2 separate regions of the Homo sapiens genome follow, and region 1 is linked to region 2. The links are chromatin loops, found by intact Hi-C in ENCODE. Cell type or tissue: CD14-positive monocyte. All regions are shown on one strand. Each heading gives the region's core, and the rest is flanking DNA. Links, peaks and the distances in the headings are about the cores only. Region 1 has its middle 150 kb from the start of VRK2. Region 2 overlaps VRK2 (VRK serine/threonine kinase 2).

Region 1 (11,531 bases), core at 1,847-9,846, 210 kb before region 2:
CTCTTTCCTTTTCTCTAAAAAATGTCATTAATACTTGCATAGGGAAGTATTAATTCCTTTGTAAGGAAGTATCACAAATACTAGTATATATTCAAGTAATATGTTAGGGGGTGGAGATAAATTGATCTTTTCTCCAGTACTTTAAAAAATCAGATAGTTAAACCTAGAACTCTAAGATAATATAGAATCTAATAATCTAATATAAAGAAAAACAAGTGCAAGAAAAACTGCTATCTTTTATTTTTTTCCTCTGAGGTATTACAAAGTGTTGGAATTTAGTAATCAGGGTTTATCTCTTATAACAAGATAGTTACTAGAATGTTATAGGTTACAGCTGGTTGCAATATTCCTTATTTTCTTATTATACCCCTTTCATAATGAGGTTTCAGCATACACTGTTAGTTAACATTTGGCAAGGTACAGCTTTAGAGGTTCCACACATAAGGCTATCAGCAAGGAGCAGGATGTGTCATATAAAATGGGAGTGAACATTTGAAGTTTGCTTGTGTTTCCTTAAAAAAAGAAAGCTAGAGAGAAAGCTCTAGATCAATCATTTTATCATTTGGCTTATTAATTGCTACTTTATTTAGACTGTCTCTGCAATTACTAGTAAAGGTTGTCTCTTCCTGCTCCTTTATCTCTCAATCATGTCTCTTCAGTTCTGCACCTTCGGATATAAAGCTCCCACAGCTCTACCTAGAAATATTTTGGCTAGCTCTGTCTCCCCTCCCCAGCTTCAGTACTTCTCTACAAAAGCCTGTGAAACTGATTTCATTAAGAATATTCTCAAGTATGTTGGCATTTTTTATTGCAGCACTTGTTCATTATCAATCTCAGAACTAGAGAAGTAGAATTGTTGAACCAAGAACCTGGACTCTGAATCTTCAGGGAGGCAATGTCTGACTGCGAAGAGCAGAGCAGCTGAAGGCTCCTTCCCCAGCTACAGACACCTCTAGACCTTGACTCCTTAGACAAGAGGCGCCAGTGGTTTCACAGATCTATGTGCTTAGTACAAAAGGAAGAAAAGGCCACCACCACCTCAATACGACTGCAGGAAGTCATGGTAGAGGTTCACATCCAAAGAGACCACATTAAACCAGGATTTAAGAAGTTAGAACTCAAAAGTCTTACTTTCAAGTCACAACTTTGATTTGGGAGGTCCACTTAAACCTCACATTAACTTTCTCTCTTTGTTTTATCTTGCTGGCTATGTATCCTTGGGCAAGTTCTTTTCTTGACCTCCCTCAACCCCAGGCTCCTCATTACATCTATAAAATGAGGATAACAGTACCCCATCAAATTTTGGTGAAGATTAAATGAGATAATAATGTGTATGTGGTTCATAGTATTCAAGTTTTTCTAAAAAAAAAATAGACTTTAGTGACTTTCTTCTTTTTTAAATTTTTTATTTTTAGTTATTATGAACACATAATAGTTGTATATATTCACAGCGTACATGGGATATTTTGATACAGGCATACAAAGTATCAAGGTAATTGGGGTATACAGACCTCAAGCATTTGCCATTTCTATGTGTTAGGAACATTCCAATTTCACCCTTTTAGTAATTTTAAATTATATAATTATTGTTAACTATAGTCACCGTATTGTGCTACTAAATATGAGATCTTATTCATTATATCTAACGTATTTTGTACCTATTAACCATCCCCACTGCATATGGGCTTCCCTGCTTTCTTCCCACCCTCTCGTAAGCACCAGTTCTATTCTCTATCTCCGTGAGTTCAATTTTTTTTTCTTTTTTTTTTAGCTCCCACATATGAATGAGAACACGTGATATTTGTCTTTATGTGTCTGGCTTATTTAACCTAACATAATGCCTTCCTGTTCCATCCATTCAACTCTTAATAAATGTAAGAAATATTACAAGAGTGTCTAATAACATAGTATATACGATGTGTGTTTGTGTGTGTATAATGAAACCAATCTAGTGGTATTTTTCAAAACTGCATACCTATGTGTATATCTTATCAGGGAATTGTGAGCATTTTTAAGCTATTGCTTGTAAGATCCTTTGGCACCTCTCTTTGGGCACAGTGCTTTGTGTATTACTCTTTGAATAGGAGAAATATATTTATTATACATAATCATCATCTCTTTTTTTCTACCAAAAAGATCATAATAGCTAGAATGCTGGATACAAATATAAAAATTGAATACTAGGTCCCTGTGATCATTGCAGTTGCATCTTTTCTGAATTTAAGAGCATATATGTTAAATCCTTCAATCTGAGAAATTTAAGAATGTATCTAATGAACTTTATAAATAGAAATCTAGGAGTATTCTAGATACTTTTTGCATACAATTTAAGCTCAGTAATACAACCTATTGATTATTTGCTTTGATTTTTATTTTACTATTTGACCAAAGCAAGCAGAAACCTATGACTTTTTAGACTTACCCTATTTTAGGCTACAAATATATTACCCACTTTTGGGCCGACATAGTCAATATGAAATCTGTCACAAGATAAAATGAAATCCTCTGTATTTTGTGGTGGAGACATCATGGATTAGACTTAGGGTCAGAGGACCTGGGCTGTCATCGTGGCTTAGTTCTGAGCATACTATGTGACCTCTTGTGAACCACTTCACTTTGCTGAATGTCACCTTTCTTTTGTATGAAATAAGTTAGACTAGATCAGGGCTTCTCAATTCTTTCATGTGCATACTAATCACCAGGAGATTTTGATAAAATGAAGATTCTGATTAGTGGGTCCAGGGTGGGGCCTGGGATTGTGCATTTCTAACACGCTCCCAGGTGATGCTGATGCTACCAGTCCACAGGCTGCACTTTGAGTAGCAAAGGACTGCATATGTTCTTGGACAACTACAGTATTATTTTGGGTTTCTATAAGGTTATCCATGAGAAAGCATGTCATAATGGCCCCAAACAGGGATCAGGCACAGATAATCACTAACAGAGTGTCTAATACTTTACAGTTAGCAAAGTGCTTTCACATCCATTGAGTCATCCTAGCATTTCTGAGAGGAACCTAAACTCAAAAATGTTGAATCACTGGCTCAAGATCACACAGTCACATGGTCAATATGTGGCAAAGCCCAGGGTCAGATGTGATCTTCATCTCAGTTAGCTGTGCTCACACACAACCATGATTTCCACTGTCACCTTTGTGCTCAACAGGCCCCCAAATGCATCAAAGCCAGAGAAGACCTTACAGCCTAATTTCATTTTATACACAGCCATATAATTATTTATTTATTTAAAGTGATCTAAATATTGATCAAATCTAATGTTTACCTGTTAGAGCTGATTTAAGACTTCTATTTTCTTTCACATCTTTCAATTATTTTTCTGCTGCATCCTATTAATCAAGTACAGAAAAGCCTCTCAGACCAGCATGTGCATTTCCAGTTTCAATTGCTACAGTACATGAGTTCTAGATCTTAAAGGCCAAAAAGCATCTATTTGACTAAAGAGCTATAAGGCAGCCATAAAAATTATGGATCACAGAAATAAGCAATTAGTGTTATCTTCAATTGCTTTATTGGCAGTATTCACTCGTTAGAATAGAGGCAGCCGTAAAACAGATTGCAACATACTGTATAACAGCATATGGGATTTTACATTATAATGCTATTCTCTGCCAAGAAGTCATATTTTCATTTGAATGCATGGAACAGATTATCACAGGGTTTCCAGCATTAGAAGTGGATGACCCTCACATTTTTGTAGTTGTTGTTAAAAGGCAATTCCTGAAGTTATGACTAAATCAAAATAAATGCAATGGTGAATAGGGCTGTGTTACATGTCTGCATTCTGGGCCTTTAGAGACTGGGCATGGCATGGAGCTACAGCAGATAATAAAGTCAATCTCTAACGTGGTGGATAGAGGGAGAGTTGAGGGTTTGCCAGTCTTCCAAACCAGCTGGCGTCAATTCTGGAGGAAGCTGCTCGCCCGCCCATCTCATCATAGCTGAAGTGCCACAAAGGACACCGCTAGAATAGGGGATAGAAATAAAACAATAGGAATAATAATATAAAAAGGAACAGGATCTTTATTTAATATTGGGAGATGTTTCCTTGACATCCATTCTTGCCTTTTTTGCAGAACGTGTATGTGGATGTGTTTGTATATTGCAGATAATGTACATACAGGCCTTCAAATATACATACTCTACAACATGTTTTAACAGGCCAAGATGTCAGGAATCACCCACAGGCCTTCAGTTCAAGAGATTCTCCATTCCCCCACACACTTTACACTTTTTTTTTATAAGTTTCAATATGGTACACCTGGAAATAGGGCTAAATGCTTACTCCCCCATTTCAACAGTTCAAGTTGGAAAAAAAGTAGGAAAAAGTACATCTGACAGGTTCTCTTTCCAAGATCAGCCTGTGATGTAGCAAATGAAAGGCTTTGAAAGGCAGGATTGCTGAAAAGGAAGCTTGTGTGGTTTCAAATTAGAAGTCATATTGTTGCACTCACAGTTGATCAAATAAATATTAATCACCAAATGTATTTATGTCACTTCTCACGCAATTGCAATATATTTTAAATGTGTTTTTAAATGGTGGATAAAACACACTGGAAGGGCAAAAAAAATCTTTTTTATAGAACCTCAGATACAAGGGAGCTAGAGGCATATGTAGTAATTTACCAGAACAAAGGAATATGTTTGAATTAGTTTCTCTGCGCGTTGCTGCTATTTATTCAGATCTAGTAAAATCCAGATAATTTGATAAAGTCTTCAGAGTCCATGTGTAATGAAATCGTGTCGAAAGTAGACTTTAATCTCATGTAATGTTTCAATGAATTCTTGTATTCACCTAAGTAATTTTTCTAATCTTAATTCTGAAAATTATATAATTGTAAAAAAACTTTATTTTAAAAAAAGATTATCTTAAATGATTACAGAGGCAATAATAATGTAAAACAAAATATAACAGAGCTGCCCCTTTCTATATCCTTTGGTTACTTGGAGTAACATTTTCACTCAATTTTCACAATACTTATGTTTAATAATCTTTTTCTTTCCTGCATAAAAAGATTTAGTGGAAAGAGTAATCAGACTGAAAATGCAAGCATTTTGCAATGTAATCCTGCCTGTGCTATTTACTAGCCCCTATGGCTTTTGTACATTGTTTAAATTCTGTTTCAGCTATCATGAATTTATTTGTTAAGTTGTATAATGACCATAAAACTCACAGTCTCCTTCCAAAGTGTGCTTGAAAAAAAATTTCTTTATAAGTATTTCTTGAGTGGTTAGAGTAATTTCTCGTGAATGACTATCTTGTCTTATTTTTAGAGTGAGGAAAGTTTGTAGTTTCCCTGGAGCCAGACAAGGGGACTTCTTCAAAAACTCAAAATGAAAACAGGAACCAAAGCAGAGGATAGTTTATACTTTGAGAAAATGCATGCTGACAGACTGAGAGTGATCACCAATGTATCGCGTACAGTGAAACATCTGCCTTTTTTTTCAGCAGTATTTTCCCCAAGAGCCAACCAGTTTTCTTAATTTGGCAACTCTTGTGGTCCAGGCCTTACTATTGAGGTGACCCTATTATATAGAAATGTTCAGAAGTAAGCTCTTCCTGGGGTTTATGAGATAGCAAACTGAAGAGACTACATATTTTGTAAATGTCAATGAGTATGTGTGTGTGTGTATAGATCTTCACCAAAGAAGGTCTTACTGAGTCAGACAAGAGTGATACTAAAAGCTAATAGGGAAAATCTTTTTTATTTATTTATCTTGTCATGAAGTGATGTTACTTAATTCAGCATTGTTCAGAACAAAGCAAAAACGAATAGCATCTTGCTATATAATGACTAGTTTTTCCTTTCCTTGCAATAAAGTTAAGCATTTAAAAAAAAAACCCACAAGCATCTCAAATAGCCTCTGCTTTGCTGCAAAAATAGACTGTAATGAGAGTAACTCTTCCAATCAATTATGCAGCACGGTTTTAAGTGAAGAAAAAATTTCAACATACGTATCACTTCAAAATATATACAGCACATATCTATATGTACAAACTGCGTAAATTTTGAAGGGCTACGAAGCACATATTTTGCTACACCAAAGCTCTGACTGTTAAATTGATTGCGACTAAACTATAATTTCTTTTGCTGAAAAACCGGAGCAATATGAATCTTACTGGGATTATTTAAACTTAGTGGTGTGTATATACATCTACATGTGTGTGGGTATAAACAACAGGGTTTCTACAAATTCTCTTCAGTAGGCTCAGCAGTAACTACTCTTCTATAACTAAAATATTGCATTGAAATTGTCTCCTGTAAAAGTGATAATGCTAAACAAACATACTTCAAATTCCACAGTCTACACATGTGGACTCTGAGCCCATTCCACATAGGGGGTTGCTTAGTGTTGTTCACACATGTTTAAATACATGTAGGGTTCATTAAGAGTGTCCTTTAAGAAGATCCTTTTGGAAGAATAATTTGCCACATTAGCTAAAACAATGTACCTTGGACTTTTTCTTTTCTATATACACGCTGTATACATATACATTATATATATATATATATATATATATATATATATATATATATATTCATTTTGGCTGAATTCAGGAATGAGTCTGTGGGCTGAACGAATCGATCTGTCACAGAGCAACAGATTGCAGCTATAGACTGCCAACAAATCACAAGCAACAGTAGGTAATGACTAATTGTAACAGGAATGAGGGAACAGAGGGTGAGGATTGTTTCAGAAAAGGTAACAGGAAAAATGATCCTTTCCAAATGAAATCAAACATTTTTTGTTTTGATATTGGTTATTACAAAGTCACATACCAAACACAACACCTTCACTTTTCTCAGTGGTTCCTAGTGACGCTGGTCAATTTGGCAATTTCTAAGAGATTTGCTAATTCTCCATCATAGGTTCCCTTTTTTGTTCCTTTATTGCTCATTAACACTATTATATGAAGCATCTTTGAGGTTGCTCAATGAATTATTATTTTAACACAGTCTTTGAAGCAGTACAGCTAAGACTTACAGGAAACCTTGACTACGACTCCTACTTTGTGGCAATAAATAGACAACATGATCTTGGGGGAAAAAAAAAGAAAGAGATTCATGAAAATTTACAAAGTCTAAGAAACAGAATAGGCATGAACAATCATATCCATCTCACTTATTGGTTAGAATTTTGTGATTTTTAATTATCTATTCAATCTTGCTTCCTCAGACTTTCACAAAATACTTTTTTCTAATTATCAACATACAAAAACATAAATTTGTTTATAACTAAAACTTAACCTTCTAAAACTTTAATCTATTAAATTACTCAGAGTTTGAAGCACTGAGAGGAGTTAAACCCTGCACTAAGGTTCAAATGCTTTGGGGACTTTCCACAAGTTTTGCTTTACTGCAATGAAAATTAACAAGATTTTCTGTGTAGTTGAGACATAAGGATTTTGTGGCTCTCTATAATTGTGGAGATTACAAAGCACATTTTATATATAATATACATAGTTTTAAATGTCACTTATTTTGTTTAAATTTAAACATTTAATTGCAGCCAATATGAGACTGTCCTTACATGTATTTCAAATTTAAGATAATGATTTTCTTAACTTGATGTAGGCTGTTACCCCAATCTTCAGGTGATACAACCCATTTTGTCTCACTGGTATTTTAATTCCTAAATTCCCTGCTTTCTATGAACACATTTGAACATCAGAATTCATGTCTACTTGATATTTGAATCAAACATTCTGTGTCTCCCCATTATTCACAGAATAAATAAGTGAGGGAAGCTAAGGACTACTCTCCTTTCTCAGACATCAATAGATGTCCCTAAACCAAATTCTCAATAAACTCAACTCTTCCTGTGTTAGAAAAGAGCAGTTCCAGAGTGTCAAGTTGAAAACTTAGCCATTAAAGTAGAAACATAAAAAAGAGAAAGCATAATTTGCTGAAATAAGTATCAGAACCAGATTTGATAGGAGGAGAATGAGTAATAATGGTGAACAATGAACTATAGATCCTTGAAGCAATGTACAGGAGGAAGAGGAAGAAACTAAGGACAAATGAGATGGCACAAGGGCAACAATTTAGTGAGAGGGACCAGGAAATATAATAATAAAAACTAGAAACTTTGACGAAAAGAAGTAAACCTATAGCAGAAGCCAATAAAGCTCAAAGAGAAAATCAGAATTAGATTCAACATCATTTAAAATAAATCTTCCCCCTATTTTTCCAAAGGTTCTGATTCTTGAATTCTAGTAAGTAGCCTAGCCTAAATCCTAGTTGATTAGGGATGTAGATTTGGAATCTCCCATCTGTTCCTGAGGATCACATACATATAATTGGTGTGCACCTAAACCATTCTTTTGGTTTCAAGCTTCAGGATATTTTGGACAAAATGTATACATATATTAACATCTTGATAATTGAAAGTCTGCTAAAGCTATTTATATGATCATAAAACTGTTTGAAACTCTCAAAGGGCAAGCTGCAGACAGCTTCACGGCCCAGGTTTCATCACAGGTGCATCCCATTATCACCTATATCCTTTACATTGAAACACCAAGAAAGGGCCTAGCCACCCGACGGCGGCAATCCACTCTGGCCAGCATTTACATCTCAGGTGATGACAGAGATATTGTGATTAGCGAATGCCAGCACAAAAAGCCAAACACCATTGTTAAAAACAGAAGCCAGTTCACTAGGTACAACAGAAGCACTAGTGGTAATTTTCAAGAATTGATGAAACTACCAACTGAAGTATATTCATTTAATCATTCAATCATTTCATCATTCATCCATTAAATATTTATTGGACACCCCAAGTTCTTGTTTGAGGTATTATATAGTCCTACAGCTTTGGTGTCTTAGTATCATAATATGACACATATATTGGTGAAAATAAGCCAGTACAAAACAATAACAATTATGAACCATATCATCACCTCTTTACTCCATGTTCTGGCTATGCCTGGCCTTTTATGTGGGCCATGTTTATAACTATTTCATATATTTAAGTAATTTAAGTTGAATCCTTTGCTTATGCATAACTATTTCACTGATAGTCAAACTATAACATGTGCGATTTCTTGAAGCATTGCTCTCAAAATAAAAATATTTCCGGATATGTTGCACCTTAATGTGAGTGAATAACCTCTTGATCCCACCACCAAAAAAATAAAAAGGCTAGCATGAAAAGATTGGAATATTAGGAATAAATGGAATAAGGCCCTGAAAAGAACAGAATGGGAAATAGAAAACAAGGGATGACTGTGTTTAGGGTTATCCTCTCTTCTGCCACAGGAAACATAAAACATTTCAGATCTGAGTTAATTGGTTAATTTTTCCTATTATTTGTCTTGCCTAAGTTGCAAAGTGAGATTTTCCATAATTTCATGCTGTAATTTAGTATCTAATCCTTTCAATTCACGATTTTATAAATTTCAACCAAAATGAAGAATCTCCACTTCTGTGTTCTGTCTCCAAACAACTCTAATGGTGCTACCAAGATGGAGATCCAGATTCCACAATGTCCTGGGTATGCCCTTTATTCCATTTGCTCTAGGTTCACTACTATGCTTTCGAGGTGTTTTAACCAGAACTGCATTTTCACTTACTATATCGATTTAAGTTCACACATACAAAATATTTATCACATAGATGAGATACATATTAACATCATTATTTATCCCTATACCCACAAAAATACTTTCCTCATAAAATTAACTTATCTCAAGAGTCGTCAATATTATTCCCATGCATTAAGATAAAAATTATTTTAAATTGGTAACTATTGTACTTTCTATCCATGATAAGTCAACTATGAGCACAATCTGTGGCGGATTTGGGCGAATAAGCCACCAAAATAACAAGTACTTATCAAAAACCTGACTATATTTGATGTAAACTATATTTTATTTGATGTAAAATAAAAATTAGTAATTCAGCTGCTTGCTTTCTAAAATGAGGTTGTTTATAAATGTTAGGTAGCTGACGAAATAATCATAAAAAAAGAATGACCATCCCTTTGAAAGGCCCATGTAAAAACAAAACAAAGCCAAGCCTCAAATTTAGTCACTACAGACAAAATTTGAACTTTCCTTTGAGCCATATGGATTTAGACAGAATCAGAGCAGAATTGAGCATTTCCTGGGAAAAGTTACCCAACCAACCCCTACCGCTCCCCTTGGCCACCTCAAAATCATAGCTGGTGATCTAAAACTGCAGAGAGAAGTAGGTGATGGCCTCCAGGTTGCTACTGAGAGTAATTCTCACAGCATTCCTAGGTTCCCCCCTTGCTTTTCCAGAGAGGACAGTGGCTCTTAAACCCAATTTTGTATGCATGTGGTTCCTTCCAGTTTATGCTGCAGCAGATCTGACTTCTCTACTCTAAGGAGCTGTCCTTAGCCATTGCGACCTCAGTTCCTGCAGGTGACAGTATGGCTTTCTGCTGATTTATTAAAAATCTCCCATTTTATGGCTCCTGTGTACTCTCTGGGGTGTGATCATGTGACCAGTATAATGACAATCTGTCTCCCTGCTAACATTTCTCTACTTTGGTTATTTGTTTGATAAAGTGAGGAGCTTCCCTTTTGTTGCCCTTCATCAGAGCTTAATGTCTTTACTTTGGGATCAATATACTTTATGAATAATTTTATTTCCTTCTATTTTTATGGTCTTTTCTCCTCATTATCATACTGAGTTTATTAGCTGGTGCTGTCAGTATCTTTACCCTGTCATATGTTCCTGAGGTACAGTAAATATCACTTGTGTTGTAATTAATATGCACACCCTCTGCAGTAATTAAAGTACAGACCCCTTCAACCAGCTGAGCTTCCTACACTAATTCCACCTTATCTTCATAATGAACTTATTGTAATCTGAAACTACTACTGAATATTGTTCAGTAAGACTAGAAGAATGAAATCTAACGAGATGCAATAATATTTGTGAACATGTTAATATAAAAAATGAATTTAATTAGCCTAAATCTAATTAAATTTCCCATACAATTAAAAGCACCCCCCTTCTTTCCATTTTTTAAAAACTAACAAGTTTCATACTATTGCCCTTTCAGTTATTTCTACAAAGAAGCAGGCTGGACAAATGCTTTTTCCCCATAAAATACACAGAGGAAGACCTACAGAATCCAGAAATTGTGTCATTACATAGTGGAAAAATAGCTGAGTCCCTCTGAAGAACTACTATGTGAAACAGAAAACTTGCAAGAATTTTTGAACAAACCAGAAATCTGACCCTTCTAAAAAAGTATTGAACCAATTTGCCAGTTAAAGCTATATTTTTAAAATATTTAATACCATTTGTACATTTCAGATGCACAGTCCCTGTCCCCAAGAAACTTATGTATTTTTTATTGCATATAGTTAAGATGTACAACATGATGTTTTCATATACATATACATAGTGAAATGATTACTATAGTCAAGTAAATTAACATATCCATCATCTCACATTATTACTTTTTTTGTGCGTATGTGTAAGAGCACCTAAAATCTTCCCTCTTGACAAATTTCCAGTACGCCATAGAACATTA
Region 2 (11,531 bases), core at 2,290-10,289:
TAACGTCAGGTACAGTTTTATCTTCCATTTTCTTCTTTATCCTAAAATATGAGAATATAGAAATACAGATTAATTATTCTAATTGTACTTAAGCTCTCTTTTTCTTTTTTTGTGACTTTTTTTAGTGGACTTCTCTGTGCCACACTTTCTCTTTCTATAAATCCAGCAGCCTAGATCATGTGATTTCTTTGGTCCCTTTTATCTCTCATAGCCTCTGTCTGACTCACTGGGTAGAACTGGTTGTTAGCTAAAATCTGATTTAGGAAACTGCTGGTGTAGAACCAGGTGAATGTGATCTCTTTGATATATATGTACATCAGGAGAGCATGTTTCTTATCTTATAAATAGGAAAACAGGGATTGTGTTTATTTCAACTTATATTTCCAGAAGCTGTTATAGAGCATGAAACATAATAAGCATTCAATAAGTGATGAGGGCACAATGAGAAATTAAATAGATTAATGCATAAATGAATTTGTTAATCAATGTTCAGGAGTAACAGGTCAAGCCAACCAAGTAGAGCTGGATATACTGTATATAGCCAGGTATAGTAACTAAGTCATTTGTAGATTTCTTAAATTCCCATTGGGAAAGATCTACCCAATGTGTCAAAAGATCTTTACTATTTAATATAGCCATTATGATTATTTCCTTGCAGAAAACTCTTTTAGCACATTCACATAGAGAAACTGACAATGGGAACTGCTGTGGGTTGAATTGTACCTTCTCAAAAGCTGTTAAAGCATCATGAGGAAAAAGCCCTCACATATTAATATTAACCTTGAATATAAATGGATTAAATACTCCAATTAAAATACACAGATTGCCAGAATGGATTTTTTTTAAAAAATGAACCAACTATATACTAGTTACAAGAAACTCACCTTGCTGGTAAAGACACTTATAGATTGAAGGCCAAGGGATTGAAAAAGATATTCCACCCAAGCAGAAACCAAAAGCAAGCAGGAGTAGCCATGCTTGTATCAGATAAAACAGGCTTTAAATCAAAAACAGTTAAAAAAAAAAAAAAAGACAAAGGAGGTTATTATATAATGATAAAACAATTCAACAAGAGGCTATACCAGTCGTAAATATACATGCCCTGAACTCAGGAGCAGCCAGATTCATAAAACAATATTACGAGACCTAAATAAAGAGATAGCAATACAATAATAATGGGAGACTTCAACACCCCACTCACAGCACCAGACAGATCATTGAGACAGAAAATCAGCAAGGAAACTAGACTTAATTGAACATTAGATCAAAAGGATGAAACAGATATTCCAAGAGCTGCAGAATATACATTTTACTCATCATCACAGGGAACATTCTCCAAGATAGACTGTATGTTAGGCCACAAAACTAGCCTCAATACATTTTAAAAAATCAAAATCATATCAAGTGTCATGTCAGACCACAGTGGAATAAAACTAGAAATTAATACCATGAGTAATTATTGAAACTATACAAATACATGGAAATTAAACAACACATTCCTCGCTGATCTTTGGATCAATGATGAAATTCAGATAAAAATTTTTAAATTTTTGAAATGAATGAAAATGGAGACACAACATACCAAAGCCTTTGGGATACAGAAAAAAGCACTGCTAACAGGGAAGTTTATATCTTTAAGTGTGTACTTCAAAAAAAGAAATCACAAATTAACCAAACATCACATCTCAAAAAAATAGAAAAACAAGAACAAACCATACCCATAGCTAGCAGAAGAAAATAAATAGCAAAGATCAGAGCAGGACTAAGTGAAATTGAGACCAAAAATTAAATAAATAAATAAAAATTAAAATAAAAAAATCAACAAAATGAAAAGTTTGTTCTTTAAAAAGAAAAACTAAATTGATAAACTACTGGCTACACTAACCAAGAATAGAGAAGTTCCAAATACACATAATCAGAAATTAAAAAGGAGACATTACAACTACTACCACAGAAATGCAAGAGATCATCAGAGACTTCTGTGAACAACTATATGCTTATAAACTAGAAAACCTAGAGGAAATGGATACATTCCTAGAAACATACAACCTCTCAAGATTGAACCAGGAAGAAATAGAAATCCTGAAGAGACCAATACGAAAGTAGCGAGATAGAATCGGTAATAGAAAAATCTTAACAAACAAAAAAAGCCAGTAACCAAATGGATTAATTGCCAAATTCTACCAAAAGTACAAAGAAGAACTGGTACCAATCCTACTGAAACTGTTCCAAAAAATCAAGGAAGAGGAAATTCTCCCTAGTTCATTCTACAAAGCCAGTGTGACCCTTATACCAAAGCTAAACAAGGACAAAACAAAAAAGAAAACGTTGGATCAATATCCCTGATGACCATAGATGCAAAGTCCTCAACAAAAACTAGCAAACCAAATCCCACAGTGCATTAAAAAGATAATACACCATGATCAAATAGGTTTCATTCCAGGGATGCAAGTATTCTTGTGATGTGATTCATCACATAAGCAGAATTAAAAACAAAAACCATATGATTATACATGCAGAAAAAAAGCATGTGATAAAATTCAGCATCTCTTCATGATAGAAACCCTCTACAAACCAGACGTAGAAGGAACATACCTCAAAATAACAAAGGCCATATATGCCAACATCATACTAAATGGGGGAAGGTTGAAAGCAATCTCCCTACAAACTGGAATAAGACAAGAATGCCCACTTTTACCACTCCTATTTATCATAGTAGTGGATAGCCTAGCTAGAGCATTCATGCAAGAGAAAGAAATGAAATACATCCAGATTGCAAAAGAAGAAATCGAATTATCTCTATTTGCCAACAATATGATCTTATATTTAGAAAACCCTAAAAACTCCTGCAAAAAACTCTTAATTTTGTTAAATGAATTTAGCAAAGTTTGAGGATATAAAATCAATGTATAAAAATCAGTAGTATTTCTATACACCAATAACAGTGAAGCTAAGAACCAAATCGAAAAGGCAATTTTATTTACAGTAACTAAAAAAATGAAATAAAATACCTAAGAATATATTTAACCAAGAAAGTGAAAGATCTCTACAAGGAAAACTACAAAACAGTGGTGAAATAAATTGTAGATGACACAAACAAATGGAAAAACATTCCATGCTTATAGATCAGAAGAATTGTTAAAATGAGCACAGTGCCCAAAACAATCTGCAGATTCAGTGCAATCTCTATCCAAATACAAGCATCATTTTTCACAGAATTAGACAAAACCATCCTGAAATTCACATAGAACTGAAAAGGGGGCCTGAATAGCCAAAGCAACCCTAAGCCCAAAGAACAAAGCTGGAGGCATCACATTACCTGACCACAAATTATACTGCAAGGCTATAGTAACCAAAACAGCATGGTTCTGGTATCAAAATAGACACATAGATCAGTGGAACAGAATAGAGAACCAATAAATAAAGCTACATATCTACACCCAAGTGATTGTTGATAGAGTCAACAAAAATGCACACTGGGGAAAGGACACCCTGTTCAATAAATTGTGCTGGGAAAATTGGATTGCCATATACAGAATAATGAAAATGGACCCCTATCTCTCACCATATACAACAGTCAACTCAAGATGGATTAAAGACCTAAATGTAAGGGCTGAAACTATAAAAAATACTAGAAGTAAAACAAGGGAAAGCTCTTGTGGACATTGGTCTAGGTAAATAATTATAGACTAAGACCTGAAAAGCTTAAGCAACAAAAATAGACAAGTGGGATTTAATTAAACTGAAAAACCTCTGCACAGCAAGAGAAACAATCAACCAAGTGAACAGACAACCTGCAGAGTGGAAGAAAATATTTGCAAACAATGCATATGACAAAGGGCTAATATCCAGAATCTATAAGGAACTTGACAAGAAAAAAAAATAACCCCATTAAAAGATGGGCAAAAGACATGAACAGATATTGTTTAAAATAAGACATAAAAATAGCCAATAAATATATGGAAAAAATGCTCAACATCACTAATCATCAGAGAAATGCAAATTAAAACCAACTGAGATATCATCTTATGCCAGTCAGAGTAGCTATTATGAGAAAGACAAAAAATAACATGTTTTCTAAAACCCAGATGCATACATGACCAAAGAGCAATTTATGACCAAAATATTTGAGCATCCTGCTTCACAAACTGTTACATATAGGCTTTTTTTTTTCAGTTAGTGTGGGAAAATGGCATTTCTGAATTTTGAATTACTCCTTGAACTGTGTAAATTAAATGAATTAACAGGTGCCCTTTTTTAGTGGCTCTTAAAAATCATGGAACTCCAAGGGGCTATGCAGGTAGCACTATTGCTAGCGACCTCAAATACTATCTTTGAATTTAATAGAATATGTAGTTAGTGTAAACCAAGTAGGCTACTTCCAATGCTGGTTAGTTGTGTTTTATGTAGACACAGCCTATGTATGTTGAACCTTTTTATAATATACCAATGACAGTCAAATTATATCAGCTAACATTTTGTGAGTGTCTGCTGTTTACAGATATACCAAGCTCTGATAATGCTTACTGATATACTGAAAAGTCTTGATTAGGTTCAGATTTGAATCAGACAAAGAGGAAGACCATTAAGCCAATGCAATCCAGATTTCCCTCTTCCATTGCTTTTTTAATTTTGTTAATATACACACACAGGTTGTGTGTCTTGATTAGATTGGAAATTGAGAGTATCATAGGTTTTTTCTTATAATCCTTGAGAACTTGTGTCAAAAGGACAAGTTGGAAATAGACTGTAATTGGAAAGATTTTCTATAATAGGTGAAGGTATTTTTAGTAAAGAGGCAACTGCTAGCCTATGAACTATTGAGGGAATTTTCCCCAGAAGTCTGGAAAGCCTGTTAAGTCACAGTCCTATTTAATCAAACAGGCTTTGATGTTTTGCTAAAAGAACCAGGTTAGAATAGAAAAGCAGATCATGAGGTCAAAATGCTATTATCATTTATAATATTACTAAATATACATCAAGGTTTTGTTTTGATACTTTAATTTATGGCAGTATTTAAGGCAGTCATAGTCTTGGTCCTAATGGGGCAGTAGATGGAATGACGCAGTAATAGAGGCACAGCTTTTCTGGTGGTTATCCAATATAATGACTTCATGAGCATGTCATTAAGTCTTTCACTCTCAAAAAATATGAAAGGATAAAATTTTCAGTTTGTAAATATGAATAGATAGTTATAAGATCTAGGAGGAAAAAATGATCCAACATACAAAGCAGATTATTTTTAAGGATAAGCACATGTTGCTTCCATCAAAACAGAAACTGCTTTTTACAGCTCACTAAAAGATAAAAGATAAACTATAGTTTTGAAAACTATATCTTCATGCTTATTCTAATAAACCTCATATTTGAAAAGTAAGCCAGCACCTCTTTAAGGTTCTGTTACTTTGTCTACATGGAATTGTGATAAAGCACTAGTATCATTTGTAGGGTTTTATTATTGGCAAACAAGGCAGGGAAATTGAGGAGAAACAAAAAAGTACTGTATGATAATACAAAACACAAATTTGCATCAAAACATAGTAGCATCTTTGAGGCTACATCCATGTTTTAACAGATATGAGTGATTCTTGTGAACATAAACATGTTGCTGCTTCATTTGTCATATAGTGGTTTCATAAGTATGCATGTAATTTATTGTGAAGATTTTTGCCTTATGGTATCTTGTGGAAAGATAGGAAAATATTATTCCCTATTCAAATAAGATAAATGATGGCTTTTTGTTTTAAAGAAAAGCTTTAAAGTTGCTGAATACATATATATACTCTTCCCAGTGGGTTTTTCTTTTTTATTGATTGAAGACCTTTTATTTTTTTTGTAAAACAGCTAACTACAATGCTGTTCATACTGCAAAGTAACTGGCCTTTTTCAGTTTCTTGTGAATCCATTCAGTTTCAAGGTCTTCTCTCTTTACGCATGATATTTTCTGGAACAATTTATGAAGTTTAAAAAGTGGTGTCTAGCTTGCCATTTTTAATAGTCATGAATAGTGACTTTCTTCCTAGTATAATTTTCATCAGTCTCTCATTATGAGACTTTAATGGACACATTTCTCATTACAGCAAGGTGTGCTAATTAAGAAGATTTAATTGTACAAAATTGTCTAAATTATAAGGTGGTATATTGTACAACAGGAAAAATTAGTTTACTTAATATTGTTCTTCATAAGAGACCTCATTTTGAGAGCTGTGTATGCATCTATTCTCTCATGTGAATCTTCATTGTGGACATAAAATAGTAAACAAATGTGATTTAATGTGTGGTCACATCCCAGTGGACAGTGACATTTGTTCACATTAGTGTCCTGCTTCTTTCTCTGCCAGCTCCAAATGTTTTTCTCCCTGTCTTCAGCTTACATTCTCCTACTTCTTATATCAACGTCGTATCAAGCATTGAGAAATGCTTCCATTTGAGCCAGTCTGGCTGCTTGCTACTCAGGATTCTCGGTTGCGTGAGAAGCAGGAAAGCAGCAGATTTTACCCTTGTTGGGAAAGAGGCCCTTTACGTCTTTCCATCAACTTTTACTCTGTCACTCAGTCCTCCATAAACGGACAAACCAGGAACTAGTTGGATTAGGGTGTTAGTCACCAGTCAGCTAGTTTGCTTTTGGTACAGAAGTGATTGAGTCATTTTCTTACCAAATCTCTCCTTCCTCTTCTTACTCTCTTTTTCTCTATTTATTGAATCATCACTTACTCAGCCAGTTACACTGTTTTCAGAGTTGTCTTTGACTCTCTTTCTCTCAACCCTCTTATCCAGTAACTCGTGGATCTCTTCTTTGTCTCCCTTCTGCTCACCACTGTCCTAGTCCGAGTTCCTGTTGATTGCCTGTATTGTTATATTCTCCTAAATGGACTCTCTGCATCCATTTCCTCCTTATGATGCTGCCAGTGCTGATATTATTATTCTTTGCCAGAAAAATCCTTCCGTGACATCTATTTGCTTACAAAAATTGTGCCCCACCTTCTTAGCATGGTTTCCAAGGCTCTCTGGAAACTGATGCAAACCTTTCTTTCTTTCTTTCTTTTTTTTTCCTGGCTTGTGTTGTGTTTCCACCAACTTCTCCGCCCTCAACACACACTGACACATGCTCTGGTTGCCCTCTTGTATGTTTCTTCTTCCCTGTCTCCATCTGTGGAAGTCTTAGAAATTATTCAGTACCCAACTTAAATGTTGCTTCTTTCTCTGAGTCTCCCTGTTAGAAATAGCCTTTCCTTGCTGTAAAATTTCATAGACTTTTATGCTTTTGTCAGAGTATATGTTACCTCTAGGCCTGTAGATGTGCTTATGCCATCTCCCTTTCTGCTATGTGAGGCACATGGAAAATAACTCAGAACTTCTGGTCAGATTGATTTAGGTTCAAATCTCAGCTTTGCCAGTTACTAGAATTTATTTGTTTTACATAGATCACCTACCCTTACTCATCCTTTTTTCTCATTCTCAAAAGATCTTAAAATAACTTCTTAGGGTCATGAGGATTAAATGATTTGACTTATGTAAAGTACTTAATGCTCTTACAGCAAGTATTTGATAAGTATGCATTCATTTTTCTTTTTCTTTTTTGAAGTGTATATTTCCTGTTTATTATGCTTGGCACTCAGGTATCTGTTAAGCTTGGCACTCAGGTATCTGTTAAAAAAATTTAGTTCAGTTTGTCTAATTATTATCAATTAAATCAATTAAAATTTATTCAAACCAACTGTGCAGAAGGCCTTAGAGTAGGTGCTGTTATGGATACAAAAATGTATATATGACATTATCCCAGTCCCTCAACCCCTAGGAGCCTACAGCCTTTAACTGTGGAGCCAAAGCATAAATTTAAAAAAGCTAAATAACTTTGTACATTGTTAAAATAGCAGATTCATGTGGACAAGGTGAAAACCCAGTAAATTGCCTTGTGCTTAAAAGGATCTGTAGTAGTCCATTCCCATACTGCTATGAAAAAAAAAAAAATACCCAAAACTGGGTAATTTATAAAGAAAAGAGGTTTAATTGACTCACAGTTCTGCATGGCTGGGGAGGCCCCAGGTAACTGCTATCATGGCAGAAGGGGAAGCAAATATGTCCTTCTTCACATGCTGGCAAGAGAGAAGTGCTGAGGGAAAGGGTGAAAAGCCCCTTATAAAACCATCAGATCTCAGGAGAATTCACTCACTATCACAAGAACAGCATGCGGGAACCGCCCCCATGATCTAATCACTTCCCAGGGGTCCTTCCCTCAACACATGGGAATTACAATTCAGATTACAATTCAAGATGAGATTTTGGGTGGAGACACAGCCAAACCATTTCAGGTTCTACATATAAAGGCCATTCTCTTATAACTCACCAGAGAGAGGATTTCACAGGGTTCTTTCTTTCTGTATGTAAATATATATATATATTTGGAGATGGGGTCTTACTCTGTTGCCCACAAAATCAGAGGGTTCTTTTTAATCATTAGCTTTACCCATCCATCTGGAAAAATAAAGCGGTGTAAAAGCCTACAAGCATCAGGAAGCAAAGAAGACTGGAAGTACAGGCTTAACTAAGTGTAGAACTTGGGAATATGGCATACCTGTGTACAAATCTGGCCAAGTGAAATAGGAAGGTGATCTGGCCAGGTGAAATATGAAGGTGATTTTCTAGACGGACTGCTTAGTATATGAAACTTGTGTTTTTCATGATCATACTCAAAGGCTAATTTGCTTTTCATCTTCATTCCATTCTTTAATCAAGGCTGTGATTTATTGACCCCTCTGTCATAAATTGGGGAGAACATGTATATACATGTATGTAGCAACTTTAAAGGCTTTTCTTCAAAACAGAAAGCAATCATTTATTTTAATAGGGCATAATATATTCCTATTTTTTCAATAACATACCATAATGCAAAAATCTTAACAATAAATCAAATGCATATTTACGAAAATAACTATATGACAAAAAGGGAATGAAGCATGGAATGAAGCAGCAGCATGTTTATGTTCACAAGAATCATTCATATCTGTTAAAAAATATATGTAGCCTCACAGATGCTACTGTGTTTTGATACAAATTTGTGCTTTGTATTATTATACAGTACTTTTTTGTTTCTCCTCAATTTCCTTACCTTGTTTGCCAAGAATGGGGTTCTTGGGGAGGCTAATACTGAGATAGAATTAGGAGGGCAAGGGCTTTTTGGAGGCAGGAAATCTAATGCCCATGTAAGATAAAAGGGGAGGAAGCAGGATTGAACAGGGAAGGCTTCCAGAGCGGGATGTTGATCTGACACTTGTGAAAGGAAAGGGAACCAGAGGCAGAATTGAGGAGGGAGAGCTTCAGACATGATGCAGATCTGACAAAATCTCAGTGCCCACTCCCGACATTGGGGAGCTCCAGAGCAAAGCTTGCCTATTAGGAGAGACCCCAGCTATGTAGAAATAGTCACACCCTCTCCATGATCAACTGCCCAGGAAGAGTGTGGCCTTGGTGCACACGCTGTGGTAGGACCCAGTGGTCCTGCCCCTAGTGGATGTCGACTTATTGCATTCCTTACAAGTAAAGGGCCGCTTCTTTCTTGATGGGATTACACCTCAGTGGCTGCAACACTACATTTTCAATCACAAAGTATCAAAATGGAAAGCCTGTAAAAGCGTTAGTTAAAATTAGTTGTTTATTGGAGGAGTCGAGAAGTTCACTAAAATAACAAAACCCTTGGACAGGCTGGCCTTAGTGAGTGTTGAGTGGCTTACGTTGTTTGGGAATATATTTTTCATCTGTTAAATGTTGATAATGACATCCATCTTCCCTATCTACCTCACAAAGTTATAAAAAAAAGTAATGTCTAAGAAAGGCAAGAAAATCATGTGAGAGTCAATACAGTGTAATAGAAAAATCTCTGTGTCAAGGTGAAGGGAAGCAGGTAAGGCTGTCCCTCGTACTCATGGAGAAGGGAAATGATGGCTACATTCAGAAAAAGTGCATAAAAGGACAATCATTTGAAATGCATTAAGGAGTCTGGGCGTGGCAGCTCACGCCTGTAACCCACCATTTTGGGAAGCTGAAGCAGGAGGATTGCTTGAGCCCAGGAGTTCAAGACCAGCCCAGGCAAAAAAGTGAGACCCCATCTCTATTTTAAAAATATAAAAATAAATGCATAGGGAGTAACTATTTATATATTCCTGTGGCTAGTCTTACTACAACGCAAATAATCACACCTACCTGATCCTGGTATAAATCTTGAGTTCCACAGACAGGCCTGTTTAAAACTAGGGGTATTACACATATTTACAATTAAAATGAAAAATATTAGCCGTTTGTTTTTGATTTCACAGAAAAAAAAAGGTAATATATAAAAAACTTTGAACCAAAACAAGTTTTATTTTAGATTATAGATTGGCAACTTTTTCTGTAAAGAGCCAGAAAGCAAATATTTTAGGCTTTTATGAGCTCTGTGGGTCACATATGGTTCTCTGTTACATTTTCTTCTCTTTTTCTTTCCCTTTACAATTCTATAAAATGTAAAAATTATTCTTAGCTTTAGGGTGTATAAAAATAGGACCTAGACTGTGACCCCTACTATAGATTTAGTTCTGCACAAACTCATTTTTGACTTCAACATAATTTCAGAAGTTGACAGAACCCTTAATTCTATATTGTATTTTTGAAAAAAGAGAATGGAATTTGGAAGTCATATCAGCCAGGATTCGAATCCTGCTTTCATCCTTTACAAGCTCTGTGACTTGGGCAAGTTATTTAACTGCTGGGATGCTCAGCTTTCTTATATGTAAAATAAAACCAGTGCTACCAGGCTGGATGTGTTTGTCTAGATTTAATGAAATAATTTGAGAAAGGTACTTTGCCCAGTGATTATTAGATAATAGAACCTCAAAAGATATTACTTCATTTCTTCCCTTCCTTTACTTATTTGATGGTATTTTCTAGCCTTCCCTCCCCCACATCTCCTTTGTTCTAGCAAAATTCTAGACTGTCTTTCTCTACTGAGTTATCTTAGTAGAACTCTCAGTGTGACCTAATTGTAGTCTGTAGGGGTGGATAGAAAACTTCTCTTCCACGCTTCTCTGAAGGGTCACTGGAATGAGCTGACAGTATAGTAACAGGAAAAAAAAAAAAGGCCTACAAATTTATTATGTACATGGACACGGGAGTCCTGAAAATATGAGACTCAAAGAAGGTCCAGATGGTTGAGGCTTAAATACCCTCTTCATATGGAAGAGGGAAGTGGGGAAGTATATGCAATTTTAGAAGCAAATGACTTTTAGGGGAAGTGAATGAGCCCAAACAACAGACTACTGGCCTCGGACAAAGTTGTTCTGAGCTCTGGGGGACATTGCAGCACATTGTGGGAAGCTGAAGGGTGGAACTTCATTATGAACACAAGTTGTCTTAATATGTAGATAAAGTCTTTTAGGTAATCTCTTGGAACTGCCCTCAGAAGAATAAAAGCCTGTCTGGGTGTGGTTATGACTTTTAGTCTTTTCTTTGGTGACTAATCTTTCCTGGTTATTTGATGAGATTCCTGGGGAAGGAGT

The links. A loop is a pair of places that touch in the nucleus more often than their neighbours do. Peaks named below come from ENCODE experiments on the same cell type or tissue, not always from the same donor. Only the 100,000 strongest peaks of a DNase experiment are listed, where the experiment ranks them.
Region 1: it touches region 2 in a loop (5-fold over the local background); 6 of 110 quality-filtered maps call a loop at or near these places.

The regions. Positions count from the first base shown.
Region 1 is chr2:57,887,659-57,899,189 of GRCh38, forward strand. No RefSeq gene overlaps it. Among named protein-coding and RNA genes, the nearest start is that of VRK2, 150 kb to the right of the region's middle. RefSeq lists a silencer at 2,879-2,928 and an enhancer at 5,254-5,303. In CD14-positive monocyte, for the core only: no CTCF peak of the experiment used is centred there; DNase peaks (open chromatin) are centred at 3,033, 5,333 and 6,893; H3K27ac peaks cover 2,319 bases.
Region 2 is chr2:58,101,477-58,113,007 of GRCh38, forward strand. All of the region lies in intron 7 of VRK2 (VRK serine/threonine kinase 2), which reads left to right. Among named protein-coding and RNA genes, the nearest start is that of VRK2, 60 kb to the left of the region's middle. RefSeq lists a silencer at 7,998-8,292 and an enhancer at 11,131-11,531. In CD14-positive monocyte, for the core only: no CTCF peak of the experiment used is centred there; a DNase peak (open chromatin) is centred at 6,555; H3K4me3 peaks cover 1,041 bases; H3K27ac peaks cover 2,816 bases.